Regions from separate parts of the Mus musculus genome. Here region 2 is linked to region 1. The links are chromatin loops, found by intact Hi-C in ENCODE. Cell type or tissue: heart. All regions are shown on one strand.

Region 1 (8,000 bases):
CTTGGTAAAGGAAGTACAAAGCCCACAGCCGGCATGAGTCCACTTGTCTGGAATGTTCAGAACAGTTAAATCCACAGAGGCAGAAAGGAGACTCCCAGTGACCTGGAGGTAGGAAGGTCAAGAAGAAAGGGAGACTGACTCCCGGGATGTGGGGGGCCATGCAAATAGGCTGTGGTCATGTTTCTCATGTCTGAATACACTAGAAGTCACTGGCCCCTACACTGAGAATGGCTGGATCTAGGAATTGTGTCTCAATAAAATTAGCTGTAAGGCCAAGCCACGGGTCTATAGTTCTAGCTACTTGGAGGTAGAAGCAAAATACTGAGTTCAAAGGCTGCCTGGGCCATAATGTGAGTCAAGGCCATAGACAACCTTCAGATTTAAAATTAGAGCATTTCCTAATATGCCCTAGTCAGATCCCAAGTACTGAGGGTGAGGGAGCACGCCCACAGACCTTAAAAACCAAACATAGCCATGCCAGTGAGAATCTGCCCGTCTCTGCAGAGCGAAGGCTCTTGCTTGTTAACAGAGCCCAGACACAGCTATTCACACTTCTGCCCCTTGTCACAATTTTCAATGTAGCCTTATTTAGTCAGCAGCAAAATTAATCAAGTTCTACTTGCACAGAAACAGGTCCGGTGAGATGATTCAGTGGATAAAGGCACTTGCCACCAACCCTGACAGCTTGAGTTGACCCCTGGATCCCACAAGGGGGAAGGAGAAAACACTTCAGTAAGTTTCCTCTGACTTCCATGTGTCATGGTGTGTGCACATCCGAGAGTGTATATGCGCATGCGCACACACACACACACACACACACACACACACACACACACACAATGTTATAGTATACATGTGATAATATCCAGTCACTGTACTGAGCTCTATAATAACAGATGTGCTGCCATCCCTAACCTCAAGTAGCTTGCAGTCTGGCTGAGGAAAGCATGTGTCAAAGAGTCACATTCAGTCGCTGTAAATGCAGTACACTTAAGATCAGTACACTTAGTCAGGGCTCTTAGAGAAACAAGTGACAGAATCGATGTACATACATACATACATACATACACACACACAGAGATACATATATATATGATACCCGCTGAGACATCCAGCCTTGTGGACTGAACAACTACTGGATGCGTGTGTGTGTTTCATATATGTGTATACATGACTACATATATATATATACATATATATATATATACACACACATATATATGATTTATTAGAGAGGCCTGTAGTCTGTGTTCCAGCTATTCCAACAATAGCTGTGTAGCAACAGAAAATCCAGGAATCCAGTAGTTGTTCAGTCCATGAGACTAGATGTCTCTGCTGGTCTTCAGTATACACTGGAATCCCAAAGAAGTAGGCTTTAATGCCAGTGAAGAAACGTGCCATGCCAGCAAGAGTGAGCGCAAGCAGGCAAGAGTACGAGCTTCCTTCTTCCACATCCTTTATATAGGCTGCCGCGAGACAGTGTGGCCCAGATTAAAGGTGGATCTTCCCACCAAAAAAAACCTTTCACAGGTGTACCCAGAAGCTTGAGTTTAAGTTAATTCCAGATGTAGTCAAAGTGACAACCAAGAATAACCATCACAAAGTCCATCCTGGACCACTTTCCACAACATGGGATCATCAGGTATAGCCTCAGAGTCCTCACAAGACATGGATAAACAGGGACGTGTTTTTGCTAACTTAAGACAGGTTTTGTAGGACTCCCCCCACCTATGATATTTGGAAGATGGCAAGCCTGAAGAAATATTCCTCGTGATCCTTGAAACCAGTAGGACTGGCCCACAGGACTAAGTGTTGTTTTTCAGGTTACCACCGGTACGTGTGGTGCAACCTTACATGTGGTGGTTATGGGCAGTCATGAGTGAAATAAGAACTGGATCCTGGCCCCCTCTCGTGCATGTGCTGCTGGAGACTCATTAACAGGTATATCTTACCAGAGAGATGAAATTAAGGTTCTCAGGCAGCCCTCTGACAGTTCCCAGCATGTGTCTACACTTCGATCCCTATCTCTAAACACTCCTACAGTGAAGCTACACACATAAGCAATGGACAGCAAGGGAGGCAATCAAAGGTCTGTGCGCCAGCCCTCAGCCTAGACAAATCACTTCAAGTCTTTTGGCTTTGACTACTCCTCTGGTTATGAGTTCATGAAATTAGTCAATTTACAGTCAATTCTCAATACGAAGGTTCATGAATGAAGGATGTAACTTTGAAGACCTGCTTATAAAAGATCAACACGTCAGGCACAGTGGTACCTTCAGTCCTAGCACTGTGAGTTCAAGGCTAGGCACCTTCCACATGCTGGGACTGTGGATATGAGCCACTATGGTAGACAAGGCATTGCTTTAAAAGAATCCTGCAGATGCTAAATAGGATAAATATATAGGGTTTTTATTATATGAATATATAGGCTCTTAGCACACAAAAAGAGTTGCGTGCAAAAATGGGACCAAACCTAATAATGTGTTTAATAACTCATCTTTTTCTCTGTATGCACACCTATGATCTAGGCATAATTACTTTTGATAAAAGCTTTCATGATTATATGAAAATGATGAACCAGGATTACTGGTATAAAATTAAAGCCACTTGAAATGACATGCCTGTGAAAACTTTGAAGAGAATTATTTCAGTCGCTTCAAAAACAACTTTAGAGAGAATTCAGGGAGCTGCTGGGCAGTATTGTTTATTGGAATACACATATTCAAAGAAAGGAAAGTGAGCAGGAGGTGATGTCATTTGCATGTAGCAGCACTTGGAAGTTGGAGGCAAGATGATATGGAGTTCAAGGCCCACCTTAGCTATATAGCAAGTTCAAGACCAGTCATGACTATATGAGTCTCCATCTAAAAGGAGGAGGTAGAGGAGGAAATATATTCAAATGCAAAGCAAAACTAGCAAAATAAGCGGTCTCTTTCCTCAGTTTATTTTTACTTTATGTGCTGGTGTTTTGCCTGTGTGTATGTCTGTATGGGGTGTTGGATCCCCTAGCAACTGGACTTACAGGGAGCCATGATCTGCAATGGTGATGCTGGGAATTGAACCAGGGCCCTCTAGAAGAGAGCAGCTAGTGTCCTTAACCTCTGAGCCATCTCTCCAGCCAGCAAGGAAAGAGTTTTAACATCAAGGAATATTGTTTATTTTTCTACAGGTTATCTTAAAATTGTAATTGGCCTTGTTCTGCAATTACAGAATGGGGCAACACTCCATTCCATGTAACTAGAATGTGTTCTCTTTGTTTTGTTTTGTTTACTTCCCTTAGAGTTCTTCACCCAGTAGTTAGAGCGGCCTCACCACACTGCACGTCAGGGATGACAGTCTCACTCACCCAGGTGCACACACCCAACACAAAAAGGCACAGAAACAAACAGGACTGCCAGGTTTACAGTGAAGGTCCCCTAGGACAGCACATCCTATGCATGAGGTCATCGTTCACATGAACTAAATAGATTCTGATTATGTTCCGTACAAATTATTAGGTCATTTTGACTCCACGCCCCTTCTCATCCCCTCCCACTCTCCTGGGTTGAAAGCTGTCCACCACTTAAAAGCTGTGTGTTTTAGCATAACCAGAAATGCACAACTTAGGAAACACATTACAGCGGCATATGTAAGTAGTAGATTCAAATTTGTGAAAATTCGAACTCCTAAGCTTCGAGATGGTTAAACGTGACTTGGGTTTTCAAGCTGGAAAACAAGCTACTCCGGATTACACACGTATGAAGTGATTCTAAGTCGGGCCATTTTTCATGCAGAGCTGCTGAAACCTAGGCGTGGGCTGTTATACCAGTATCTCCCCTCCCACCCGGCAATCCATCAGCCATCCCCAATTTACTCTTTGCACTAAGTAGCATGAACAAGTTCACCTACTGGAAAGGGAGAAACCACCCAGGCATCACACTGAAAGTTTCTTAGTTTAGGCCAGCAGGAAATTCCAGTCCCTTCATTCATCAGAGCCAGTTAAAGCTGCTGAAAAGAGATGGGCACTTGGAGATTACAATGTCAAGACATAGACTTAATCTGGGGGGTTGAAGAGGGCCAAAGACAGAGTCCCAGCTCAAGGTCAAGGTCCTCTGAATAACAAAGAACCAGTGGCCACTCTGGAAAAGGAAACAAAATTCAAGGCTAAAAGTAAAAACCTCAAGTTTGTGTGCTTTCTTTGGAAGGTAATGCCACAGGTACAATACCTGCGGGGGGCGCGGGGGGTGGGGTGTTGCGCAGCTGTGACAAGCTGCTGCAATCCTCGCTTGGTCCCCAGAGATTGTCCACAAACTGATCCTCAAGTGTGAGGTGTCCACCGCTTAAAAGCTGTGTGTTTTAGCACATAGCAATAGTAATGACTTCGACAGGACACCATCACTTGTGCCATAGCTGTTGCTGCTCGTCAGTTTCCCACTGACAGAGCAGAGGAATGGCACTCCCAAAAGCCACACTCTGCGCCCACTCCAAGTCAGTTTTTTGGAGGCCAGAATCGGGGCTCATCACACGTATATTGCTACCTGGACTGCCTCCCCACCCGAGCCACCGACACCCGTGGGCTCCCGAGGAGGTCAGAAAGCTGAGCCTGGGCCGCCAGGGGGCGGGAGGCAGCAGCTGGCCGAGCGCCTCTGTGCCGCGGTGCCCTCCCCGGGGCCACCAGCCACTCACGGATTTTCACTCGCCGGTGGTCCAGACGCGCGGCGGCGGCGTGCAGGGCGTCCAGGCGACGGTGCAACTCGGCGGTGCGGTGACCCAGCGCAGCCGCCTGGCCCTCGAGCTCCCCGAAAATGTCCCCAGCGCAGCGCGACAGGTCGGCCAGCTGGGCGAGCAGGCAGACCAGGGTGTGCGAGCTGACCTGCTCCAGCGAGCGGAAGAGCGGCGGGTCCCCAGCCCGAGCCAGTGCCGCCTCGTCGGGCCGGCGCAGCCGTGCGGGCTCTACGCTTCGTTGGTGGAAGGGCATGGCTGGGCACGCGGGGTGCCGGCGGACCGGCGATCACGGAGTTCACGCCGGGCCCCGGGGACGATGGGCGCGGGTCCGCATCCAACACAAAGGAGGGTCCCGGGGCAGCTGCCGCGGGGACGAGGCCGGGCGGCGAGGAGGCGCAGGGACCGCGCGGAGACCCTAACCCGGTGCCGCGCGGCTGCTTGCCTCCTCCGGGGCTCTGGAGCAGCGCGGCCGAGAAAGTTCCCGGAGCAGCTCCCGGGCGGCCGCGGCGGGCCCCGCTGAAGTTTGCAGGCAGGAAAGCGCCTCGGCTCCTTCCCTCCCTCTGGATTGGAGAGGGAGGAGGAAGCGGGGGAAGTGCCGCCGCCACGGGCGCGAGGGAGGGCGGCCGGAGAAAGGGAAGGGGGAGGAGAAAGGCCGGCTGGGAACCACCTGCGGCTCCCGCGCCCGCCGCGCCCTGCGCCCAGGCCGTTGGCCGCCCGGCGCCCCAGCGCACCCTGCTGGGGCGGCCGCGCAGTCCCGGAGCTCCGGGTCGCCGCCCACGCCCCCAGCCGAGCCCCCGGGCGCCGGGGCCCAGTCGCCGCCCGCACCCCAGGCCCGAGTGGGGCGCTGCGCGGGCGTCGCAGAGGCGCCGGACTGCGGGGCCAACCAAGAACTCGGCAGCTCACCTGCGCTGCTGCGGTGGCGGCTGAGGCTCCGTCCTGCCTCCCTGGAAACGCTGGGCGGCTCGTCTGAGCCCCCCTGGTCTCTCTCCTGCAAAGCTCTCAAGACTTCTGGGACGCTTTTGTGGACCTCGTGGAAGACCTCAATAAGTCACCCGCTGACCAAGAGTTCTGTAGTCAACTGGGAGTCCAGAGGAACAAAAACAAACAAACAAACAAACAAAAAACCCTCCGAAAACCATAGTGACCATAGTGCTTCAAGAGTTTTTCTTAGTGTCTCCTTAGTGCTTTCCTGCTCCTCAGGTGCGAACAGTTCAGAGACAGTTGCCTGTTTCATCCATCCCTCAACCGTTGAGTTAGGTTACCAGAACCTAGAACCCCAAATCCGGGGCCTGGAAAATGTTTTAACTAAACGCCCTTAAGATCATAGTCACGAGACACCCAGCTAACTCAAACCTTCTGCTAAGAAGAATTTAAGGAGACTGAGTCCAATATCCCGAAGCTAAAAATCCCATTGGCCGCGTTGCTGTGTTTGCTCAGAAAGCATCGTCTTTGGTTTCTATAGTGAAGTTGACCCACATTTCAGTACCGCTTTCTGACCTTAGGATCAGTCTCCAAAGTGGTGCTAGCTCGCCTCTCTGCCGGACAGGAACAAAGCAAGCACGAAACTAGTAAACTCATGAGGTGGGAAGGAGTGAGACTCAGGCTTTAATGCCAGCTCTCAGGAAGCAGAGAGAGGCTAAGGTCGAGCCAGTCTGGTCTATAGAATGAGTTCCAAGACAGCCAGAGCTACAAAGAAAACCCTGTCTTAAAAAAACAAAACAAAACAAAACAAAACAAAAACAAAAAACTTAGTAGACAAACTTTTTCCGTCTTCCCCTGTTTTACATCAGCTTGTCCTGTTGATGGTGGTGTTTTACAATAGATGACATTAATGATCTCAGATCACCTAGTAGGACCACCTTGCAGGGTGGTAAGCAAAGGAAACAAGTGCTGTTTTTAAACCTTGTCGTTTATCAAGCACCATATAAACAGTATAAAGTGTTTGTTTCCTCAAGAAATGTCCTGAAGTGAAAGGGTGATGTAGCCATAGGTTCCTCCCTGACGTCATGAGACCATGAGTAGCACTTGAAACTTCCATGTAAGCCAACCTACCAGTGGCACACACCTGTAATCAGACAAAAGCATCAGGAATTCCTCCAGGCCAGTGGCCACTGAGCTGTACAGAGAGACTGCTCCAAAACAATATGAAAAATCTATCCAGCATGATATCCCTGCTTATAGTGAACTAGTCCATGCTTTCTAGTATTTTGAAGGTCAAGCAAACGCCATACCACCGTCTATTTGAAACGTTTAGTCACTTCTCACAGCTTTCTTTATACACCAACCCCATACTAGTCACATGCAACTTAGTTCTGTGGTTTTTACAGACTGGCTTATTCTAGACATCTCACGCCTTTGGTTTCTGCTTATTGACTGTTATATCCAGGCTTTGGTGTGGGCATGCATTGTCAGGTATACAAACCTGGGAATAGAATTCAGGGTCATATAGGAACTCTGTCTAGCCTTAGGGAAATTATCGGCTGTGTTTCCAGACGGTGGCACCATTTTGCATTCCCACCAGCACTACCAGGGTAGGTTCCACCTCTTCACTAACACTTGTAATTATCTCTTATTAGTACAGCCATTCTTTCAGCTGTGTCTTGATTTGCATTTCCCTGAGAGCTAGTGATATCTTTTCATTTGCTTATTGGCCACTTGTTTATCTGGGGGGGGGGGGGGGGTTGGAGAAAGACTGTTTAGGGTTTTGCTCTGATTTTTTTGTTTGTTTTGGTTGGTTGGTTTTGTTGTTGTTTTGTTTTGTTTTGTTTTTTGTCTTTTGTCTCTGTGGTACTTAGGACTGAACCCAGAGCTTTTCAGAGCTCTATCGATGACCCAAATCTCTAGCCTCACTTCTCTTAATTGGAAAATTGGAAGACTATCGTCACTATGTTGTAACAGATCTTTATTTTTTTCAAATCCCTTATATATAACATTTACTTTCTAAATTCCACTGAAACTAAATTAATCATTGTTATTTAGTTTAATTAAACATGTTGTCTTGTACCATGATTTGAAAATACAGTCCAACTGTGCTCCCACATAAATTAATAGGAGGGCAAAGATATTTTTGTGATATCTTTTGTAATAAAGCTGGAGCAAGCTCAACTCTTTTTTTTCATGCTAAGTATCAAACCCAGGGCATCCATCATGCTAAGCAAATTTTCTAACACTGAACTAGAACCTAGCTCCCACACCTTTTATCAATGATTGAATGTGAACTCAGGGCCTGAATGCCACATTGGTATTTTAATTCTTTTAGTGAATTACTTAGGCCTGGGTGTGCCACTGTGTAAGTG
Region 2 (8,000 bases), 210 kb before region 1:
TTCTAATCTTTTTTAGGTATTCAAATGTCAACATGGCCTAAGATTTACAGGAGATGATCTGTGTGCCCACACAGTTGAAAAGTGACACAGCGGATTTAGGAAAAAAAAAAAAACAAATCTCTGAGGCCACATGTCAGGTCATCATTTGCGGCTGTGAGGCGTGCTTTGTTTGCTAGATTCTCTCCTCAGAGATGTATCTGAAATGGCTATCAAAGGTTCTGTGGAAGAAGTCTTGGATGCTTTGGCTTGTGTGGCTTGACTTCCAGACACTGTCACACATTGTCAATGGCCACTGCCAGCAGCTTTAGAAGGTCAGTGTAGCCACTGGGAGACTAAGGTAGCGTGCGCTTCGGCTGGATACACGGAACCTGGGAGTGGGCAAGGAGCCCAAGGAGGTGATATTAAAATAAATACGGTTGTACACTCTAATCCCGGTTCTAAAGCACATTTGCAATTCTGATGGGAGGAGCCTCGAAGGGACTCAGCAACTCAACTCATAAACAAATATAAAATCATACAAACCAGGCTGTGCAAAAGAAAAAAAAATCTTTTTAATCTAAAAACTCATTTCCCAGGGCTAGTTCATAGCCATGCCCTACCGATTTTCAGCAATTTCTGTCACTGACTAGAGTCACCGTTTTCTTCAAAGGGAGATAATATATAATAGATTTTGGTAAACCCTTCTAAATTAAAACAAGATGCTGTAAGCAGTTCAGGGGTGAAAAATAGCCATATTATTTTTCTTTGGTATAGCCAAAAGTTAGAAAATGCCAGGTGTCACATTTCAAGTGACAAACTGTCACATGGAAGTTAAAACTCTGATTGTAAAACAAAACGACTCTTTAAAAGAAAAGCTTCACCTATAATTCTACAGTGCATGTTTTCTGATTTAATTGTGAAAATATTTTATTTAATAAGCAGGAAACAAATCCAGCAGTATTAATCACTCCCCTACCCTTCTCTCACGATGCCTCTCTTCCTTCATTCTTCATTAACAACTCCAGGAAGGAATTCATTTAAAAAAAAAAAAAAAGCCAACAAACTAAAAACCCACCCATGCTTCTGACACCAAGGCTAGAAATGTATGCAGTAGGCACAGGACACAGCCTTGCCACTTCCATTTGTGTAATTTTTACAAGCGGAGGAGGAGGGGGAGGAGGAGGAGGCGGCAGCTGCACCAAGGCCTCCCCGCCCCCTAAAGTACCTGAACCAATGAGTTGCTTAGCCACTTCCCAGCCCCTTCCTGGTTTCCCGTGTGTCTTGAGTAAGTGCACACACAGACATGTTCTATACTTAGAACCAGCCCACTAACGGCTTCCAGTCTCTTCGTGAACTTACACATTCCCACACCCGTAATGCGCTGAAACCACTTATCACCCTGGTCTAGTGGACTCCATTACCCTACCTGAACTCTGACCTTTTCTCCTATTTCTATACGTAACGTTAGTGTGTGTATTTGTTAGAATGAAGTACTCAAAATTCACACATATACACACACCCAGCATTTTGGGAAAAACAAAACAAAACAACAAAAGCAAACCATCTTCCCCAGGAAGCACTTTCAGAAGTTGAAGCTTCTACTTGCTTTTAAGCCACACGGCGAGTGAGTCCTAAGAGACCCGAAAGGCCGAGACCTCCCCAACACCAATGCTGAGTGGGGTCCCCACAAGCCAGGAAAAGGCCACAGAGACTTCCTAGAGTGATGCACAGCTCACCTTCCTGCCTCACTCATGAGAGGCAGGCTCTGATACTAACTCTTCTGTTCCGTACCCCCACACTGCTCCGAGGGACCGTTGCCCTCAGCCCTTCCTATCCCATCCACAGAGGCAGGCTCCTCGCTACAGAGGAGGCTGGCCTGGTCCATCTCCTGACCCGTCAGTCTGTCCAGAGAGCACACCCTGGTAGCATCCAGGGCCCTGCGTGCTTTGTTGTCCGCTGGCTCAGCAGGTTCTCCCTCTCCCTCGGAGATGACGGTCATGGGGCTGCTCTGGATGCGGTTCCGCATGCTGTACCTGCTGCTGGCCGCAGAGGGTGGCGTCCTGCTGCGGCTGTACCGAGGGCCCGAAAAGGACAGACTCCGAGGCATCAGGCCTTCGTTCTTGGCCCACTCTTCCTGAGCTCTCCTGTTCTTGTTGGGGGAGCAGCTGGATGGGCTGTCCGGGCTGTCTGCCGAAGGCTCCGACCTAGATCTCTGGAAGCGAGGGTCCGTAGACTTGAGCATCTCAGCCGCTGACATGCGAGCGCTGGTGTCCGAGCGACTCCCCTTCTTTAGCAGCAGAGCTTTGAAGTTGTCACTGCTGGTAGTGCTCTTTTTTATGCTTCTCTGGATAGACCCTACTTGCTTTGGAGAGGCCAGGTTAGGGGCAGCACTCGTGGGTGTCACAGGCGGGGAGGGAGAGTGATTTCGAGTGTGATCGTCTTCTGAGTCTTTCCGGCCAAGGACTTTCCTTTTAGATCTGAAATAAAACAAAATTAAAATAACAGTCAGTCCTTGGCAACCTTGCTGTCATCTTCCTGTGACCACTTCCTGAACACACACACACACACACACACACACACACACCATCATTAAAGACGAGCCCAAGAGCTTCTCTGATATTATTTACTTCTAAAGACAGAGCACTAGATTCCCCATGACAGCAGAATGTGGCCAAAAGTATTTTTCTTCAACTGTCCTACTCAAAGTTCAACAAGAGAAATGAATGACTACCTTCCAGAGCAACTCTGCTCCTCTCGGTCTTTTAGGTATTTCAGCCAAGGACCACAAGCCTGTGGTAAAATGTTTTGATTGTGCTCAGGCACAAAAAGGCACAGCGATGCTCTGTAACATTTAGGGCATTTAATTGTAGATATAGAACTAAAAGAGGGGGTTGAAGAGATAGCTCAGTAGTTAAGAGCACCAACTGCTCTTCTGAAGGTCCTGAGTTCAAATCCCAGCAACTACATGGTGGCTCACAACCATCCATAACGAGATCAGACACTCTCTTCTGGATTTTCTGAAGACAGCTACAGTGTACTTACATATAATAAATTAATAAATCTTAAAAAAAAAGAACTAAAAGAAATGGCAAGTTAAAAAAACATACACACAAAACAAAAGGAAAACAAAACTGGTATTCTCAGGGGGCAGTTGCTGCTTACAAAATAAACTAAATTTGAACTTCTGATATCTCTGCATGTAGTCTCTCTCTCTCTCTCTCTGTGTATGTGTGTGTGTTTCTAAAGATGGCATTTAAATAGTTAACAATGGCTTAAAGTCTAATCACTTCAATAAATATAAAAATTTCACACCTCAACTGGTGTTCTACACTTTCCATCTGGCTTTAAATCTGAAGAGAATTAATTTGCATTATTTTAGAACTCCGAAAGCTACGCTTCAGTTTGGATCGTCTGTATTTTACATCACGAGTGCCAGTGCTGCAGGTAAGGATCCAGAATTCAGATGGACTCTGATTACATCTGCTAAGTCAGTATTGATGCCACAACAGAAATTAGCATGTATCTGAGCTTTTTCTTTTCAATCCATTCCTAAGGCTACTTGGCCTCTAATTTTCCCATGTGTACAGAGAGTAATAGACTGAATGATTTCTGTATCTGTAAGAGATGGCATTGTCTCTCTAGCAGAAACCACACATTCTTTAATGCCTTCTGAAGGTTGCCAAAATAAAATATAGAAGAGCCCTTTGGTGTATTTTTAGACAAAAATTTGCAGTAACCATGGCTTTGCAACAGTTGGGTTCCCTTACAACAGAGTATTTAGTACACACAGCAACTTGGCAACACACTTCTCTGTGGCTTGTGATTATAAATACAGATTCCTGTATATTTAGAAACTTGGTGCATTCCATGCTAAATGAAAGACATTAAAGTCTCAAAAGAATTTCAGGACAGTTAAGTTCCAATTAGTTTCATTTAATTCAGAAACTATTTATTGAGTGTTTATAATGTGTCCAGCACAGCTACAGTTAGGAACATCGGTGTAAATCTCTACAATGTGACTTTATTTGCTTGTTTTCAAAAGACCCATTTCTCACTTCCTTGTTTTAAGAAAGAACCAGATAGCTAGCTCTCTTTTTCTTTTTTTAAAGATATTTATTTATCTATCTATCTATCGATCTGTCTATTTATTTATCTTATATGAGTGCACTGTAGCTGTCTTTAGACACACCAGAAGAGGGCATCAGATCCCTCTGTTGTGAGACACCACGTGGTTGCTGGGAATTGAACTCAGAACCTCTGGAAGAGCAGTCAGTGCTCCTAACCACTGAGCCATCTCTCCAGCCCCACTCTTTCTGTTTCTAATGAGATCAAAGAAACCAGTGAGGCAACAGGTTTGGACTTTTGGGCCTTTTAGACCAATACTGCAGGCAACAGGTCAAACAAAGCCAAGAGGAGAGAAACCTGCACACCATTGTCTGTCAACTCAATGTCTAACGCCCATTCCAGCGTGGTTTGCCCCACATTAGATGTTCCTGTGTTGCACATAGTTAGGTGAGGATGGGGGTTTCTTCTACCACACTCAACGGCCTTTTCACTTAAACTCAGACGCACCAGAATTTGAGAGCTGGCTAACATGGATTACTTATTCAGGGAATCCAATGATTTATAGAGTACGTGGTCTCAGAAGGGAAATGAAGGACAGTCACTTGAGTCAAAACAAAGTCTTAATGGCAGAGAAATATTCGCAGGCGTTATCTGAAAGCCTGGTAGTAAGGATTTGTAAGCAGCTAGGGGTTCCCTTACACAACACTGGTTCTTAAAGTACTTGCACACATCTGAATCTTATCATTTTCTACTATATTGCCTCTGTGGGGTAGGGGTGCACTCATCTGGATACGGCCAAGCAATGTAATAAGCAAAGCTGAATTACTAAATCAGTTAAACTCTAAGGTAATCAACCATCAGTTGTTACCAGGTAACAAGCAGTTCCCTTTGACAAAGTAACTGGTCTTTTTAAAGCCAGCAGATGGCGCTAGAGGTATACAGCAACAAATTTAAAGATTTTTCCCCTACCCCACCCCACCCCCGCTTTTTTTTTTCCTCCTGCCAAAGAAAAATTATTCCTTGGGAGACACTGGATGGCTCAGCCTTGCATCCTTACCAGCAAAGCTCTGGGATATAGAAGTAGTGGGTGAAAAGACGGTTAGAGCCAGACGCCAGAGGTGGTAGCCAACTTCAGGGGAAATAGCATTTTCCTGGACATGGTGGGATAGACATAGGAATGAACGCACAGCCTATAAAAGACCTGAATAAGCGCAAGCTAGATAAAATCCCAGCAGAAAGGAGCAAAGTGAGGGCAGAGTCCCAGCCCTCAGCAAGAAGCTACTCACAAATGATAACTACTGGGAGAGGAAAAGTCAGTTTTTTTCAAGGGAGTGCTACTGGGTATTTCAAATCACTTTCCAGGGAAGCAGCTAGGTGAGCCGGCCAACACAGATTGTATTCCATGGTTTCTAGTGGCTTTTAATTTTCATTTGAGAGAGAGAGACAGAGAGAGACAGAGAGACAGAGAGAGAGAGAGCGCAAGCATAAAGTTGGATAGGAGTAGATCTGAGAAGAGTCGGGGGACAAGAAACAGAAAGGAAACAAAGTCTTGAAGGAGGCAACAAAAAGCACTATGAAATCATGGCTTTTCTAAACAGACAACAAAAAAGTAACAATAAATAAATCAACTGAAGCACCCTTAGGAAGGTGGCTCTGTAGAGCTAGTCTATGTACAGTAAGTCACAGAACTCAGCATTCCTCACCCCAGACCGGTTCCAAATCTTGTAAACACTCAGTCACATGACTGGCACACTAGGTGCCTTGCCAGCCACAGCTGCGTCTACCAGAAGGTATCACATTCTGCCCTCGATGTCAGCACAGAATCAATGGAACAAAGTAAAACAGAAATCAAACTTTAAAAAGTAATTAATGTATAAGAACGACACTTTAAACTGAGTACTGTTAAACGAACCGTGGCTAGCCAACAGACAAAACCTCATGCAAACAGAGGAGCCCGTCCAGAAAGAAGAAATTATAAAGTATATTAAAATATGACAAAAGTTTGGGATACCTGTGAATGGCTGCAAACAGGTCTTCTGTTGTCCTGGGTTTAGTCGGAGTCAGCACCTCATCGCTTCCCTCTTCCTTAGATACATCCACGGGGTCTGAAGAGGAAGCAGCTGTGTTGGGTTCCAGCAAGCCAGCTAGAGAGAAGAAAGGCAGGCAAACATTAGACGCTGTGACTAGCACTTCAGTCCCTTGCCCGGCTCTGAAATATGCCACTTTGCTGCCATTTCCGACAGTGTGAGAACCATGGCGAAGCCCCGTGGCTCTGTAGTTTGAGTTCTTCCTGAGGTAGAAATGATACTCGCTAGCCTGACAGCCAGGGCTATTTCCTGCTACAGACTTTGGACTAAATTGCTCTTAAATTTGTTTAAGAGCGTTTCTCCTGCTACTGAATACCCAGCCTGCCTCAGACCTCCCAGCACCTCCACCCCCACCCCTCTCTTTCCCTCTCTTCTCTTAGTTTTTAAAATGCTCACAAAGCAGCTTGGGTAATGAGGTGTAAGAAGCCCACACACTGCCGGCTTTTGCCGAAGTCTAGGCTGCTTCACCTGGTTGCAAAAGAGCTCAGTAGCCCTATTTGGCTCATCTCCAGAAGATCAGAAGAGTGCAGTAGAAAGCAGCCGGCCTTACCTTCTCTGCCCTGTTGAGACAGGCAGCTCTTCGCATTTCTCTCACCATCCACACTGTTCTCGCCTGACTCTTCCTGTGTGGGGCCCGGTGATGTATTAGGTTGGACCATGGGGACATTGGCTTCCACAATGCTAGAGGATAAGGACCCTGCAGTTCCCGGTTCTAGAGCCGGACTGCCGGGGGTGGGGGCCGTAGCATGAGAGCCAGCTCGGGATGCTGGGCTGGATTTCTCCTCTTGGCTCCGCACAGCTTCCCCCTCTGCCCTGGTAGGGCTGGGCACGCCTGGGAAAGCTTCGCTCCCGTTCTCTGTGGGCTCCGCTGTGAAATCTCTCTGCGGAGGTGGTACCACCAGGAACAGTTTGGGCTTCTTAGAGATGGGGGGTGGCTTCCTGCTGGGTGAAGAGTCTGGGAGCAGAGTGGTCCTGAGGCTGGGACCCGGGCCTGGAGCTCCATCGCTGCAGCTCGGAAGGCCGCCACGCTCTACTGCACTGTCATGGTCACCCTGACTCTGGCTCTTGGCAGGCATCGGAAGCGAGCTCGTCACAGAGGCAGCCTGGCTTTCACTCTCCATTTCATTTATGCTATTTCGGGATTTGAGGAAAGCAGATGGCTTTAAGTGATACTGTGGAGCAGTCGGAGTTCGTTGTTCCTGAGCTGATGGTTCAGAAAACAGGACTGCCCCGGCACCTGAGTTCTTCCTCACTGGCCTCAACTGCACCATCTGCAAAGCTTCTGTGGTGATCAGGGGCATGGGGGGTCGGCAGCCCTCCTCCTTGTTGGCAGGCCGCCTGAGGGCCTCCCTAGAGGATTCGGACTGGCTAGAGTTTTTGAAAAAGGGCCTGTTTTCTTTCATGAGTTTGGGGTCCAGAGGCGGAGCGGGCGGGGGTTCTGATGAGGGCAAGAAAGGTGGAGGTGCTGGCACAGGAGGCAAGGATCTTGGAAGAGAGGGGCTAACTGCTGTGGGAGAAGGAGAAAGGCACCCGTCGGTGGGGGAGCAGAAGGGAACAAGGGCTTCTGGTGGTGGAGGGGGGAACATGGGAGAGGGCGGCAGAGGAGAGCCCTCGGAGCAATCTGCTAGAGGAGGAGGTGGTGGAAGAAAAGGGGACTTGTCTGCCAGACACGGAGAAGGCAGAGGGGGAAGAGGAGGAGGGGGAGGGGCAAGGGCCGAGGCCAGGGTTGTATCCAGTTTCTTCATGGTCCCACTTCCTTCGGTAGAAGTATTAGAAGAGAGAGAAGTGGACGATGATGAGATGGACATAGAAGAGATCAGAGACGATTTTCTTTCTGGTACCTTGGGCTTGGCCTTCCCCTTTCCATTT

What was found. A loop is a pair of places that touch in the nucleus more often than their neighbours do. Peaks named below come from ENCODE experiments on the same cell type or tissue, not always from the same donor. Only the 100,000 strongest peaks of a DNase experiment are listed, where the experiment ranks them.
Region 2: it touches region 1 in a loop (2.8-fold over the local background); 7 of 42 quality-filtered maps call a loop at or near these places.

Annotation. Positions count from the first base shown.
Region 1 is chr10:18,315,942-18,323,941 of GRCm38, reverse strand. It overlaps a transcript of Nhsl1 not described here. Among named protein-coding and RNA genes, the nearest start is that of Ccdc28a, 85 kb to the right of the region's middle. In heart, CTCF peaks have their summits at 4,593 (motif pointing right) and 5,390; DNase peaks (open chromatin) are centred at 4,671 and 5,301; H3K4me3 peaks cover 2,661 bases; H3K27ac peaks cover 1,743 bases.
Region 2 is chr10:18,525,724-18,533,723 of GRCm38, reverse strand. Nhsl1 (NHS-like 1) reads right to left here. Exons shown (of 7, transcript NM_173390.3): 5 at 6,682-8,000; 6 at 6,056-6,188; 7 at 1-2,456. The coding sequence ends at 1,751. Among named protein-coding and RNA genes, the nearest start is that of Hebp2, 16 kb to the left of the region's middle. In heart, CTCF peaks have their summits at 4,143 (motif pointing right) and 4,947 (motif pointing right); DNase peaks (open chromatin) are centred at 7,193 and 7,483; H3K27ac peaks cover 808 bases.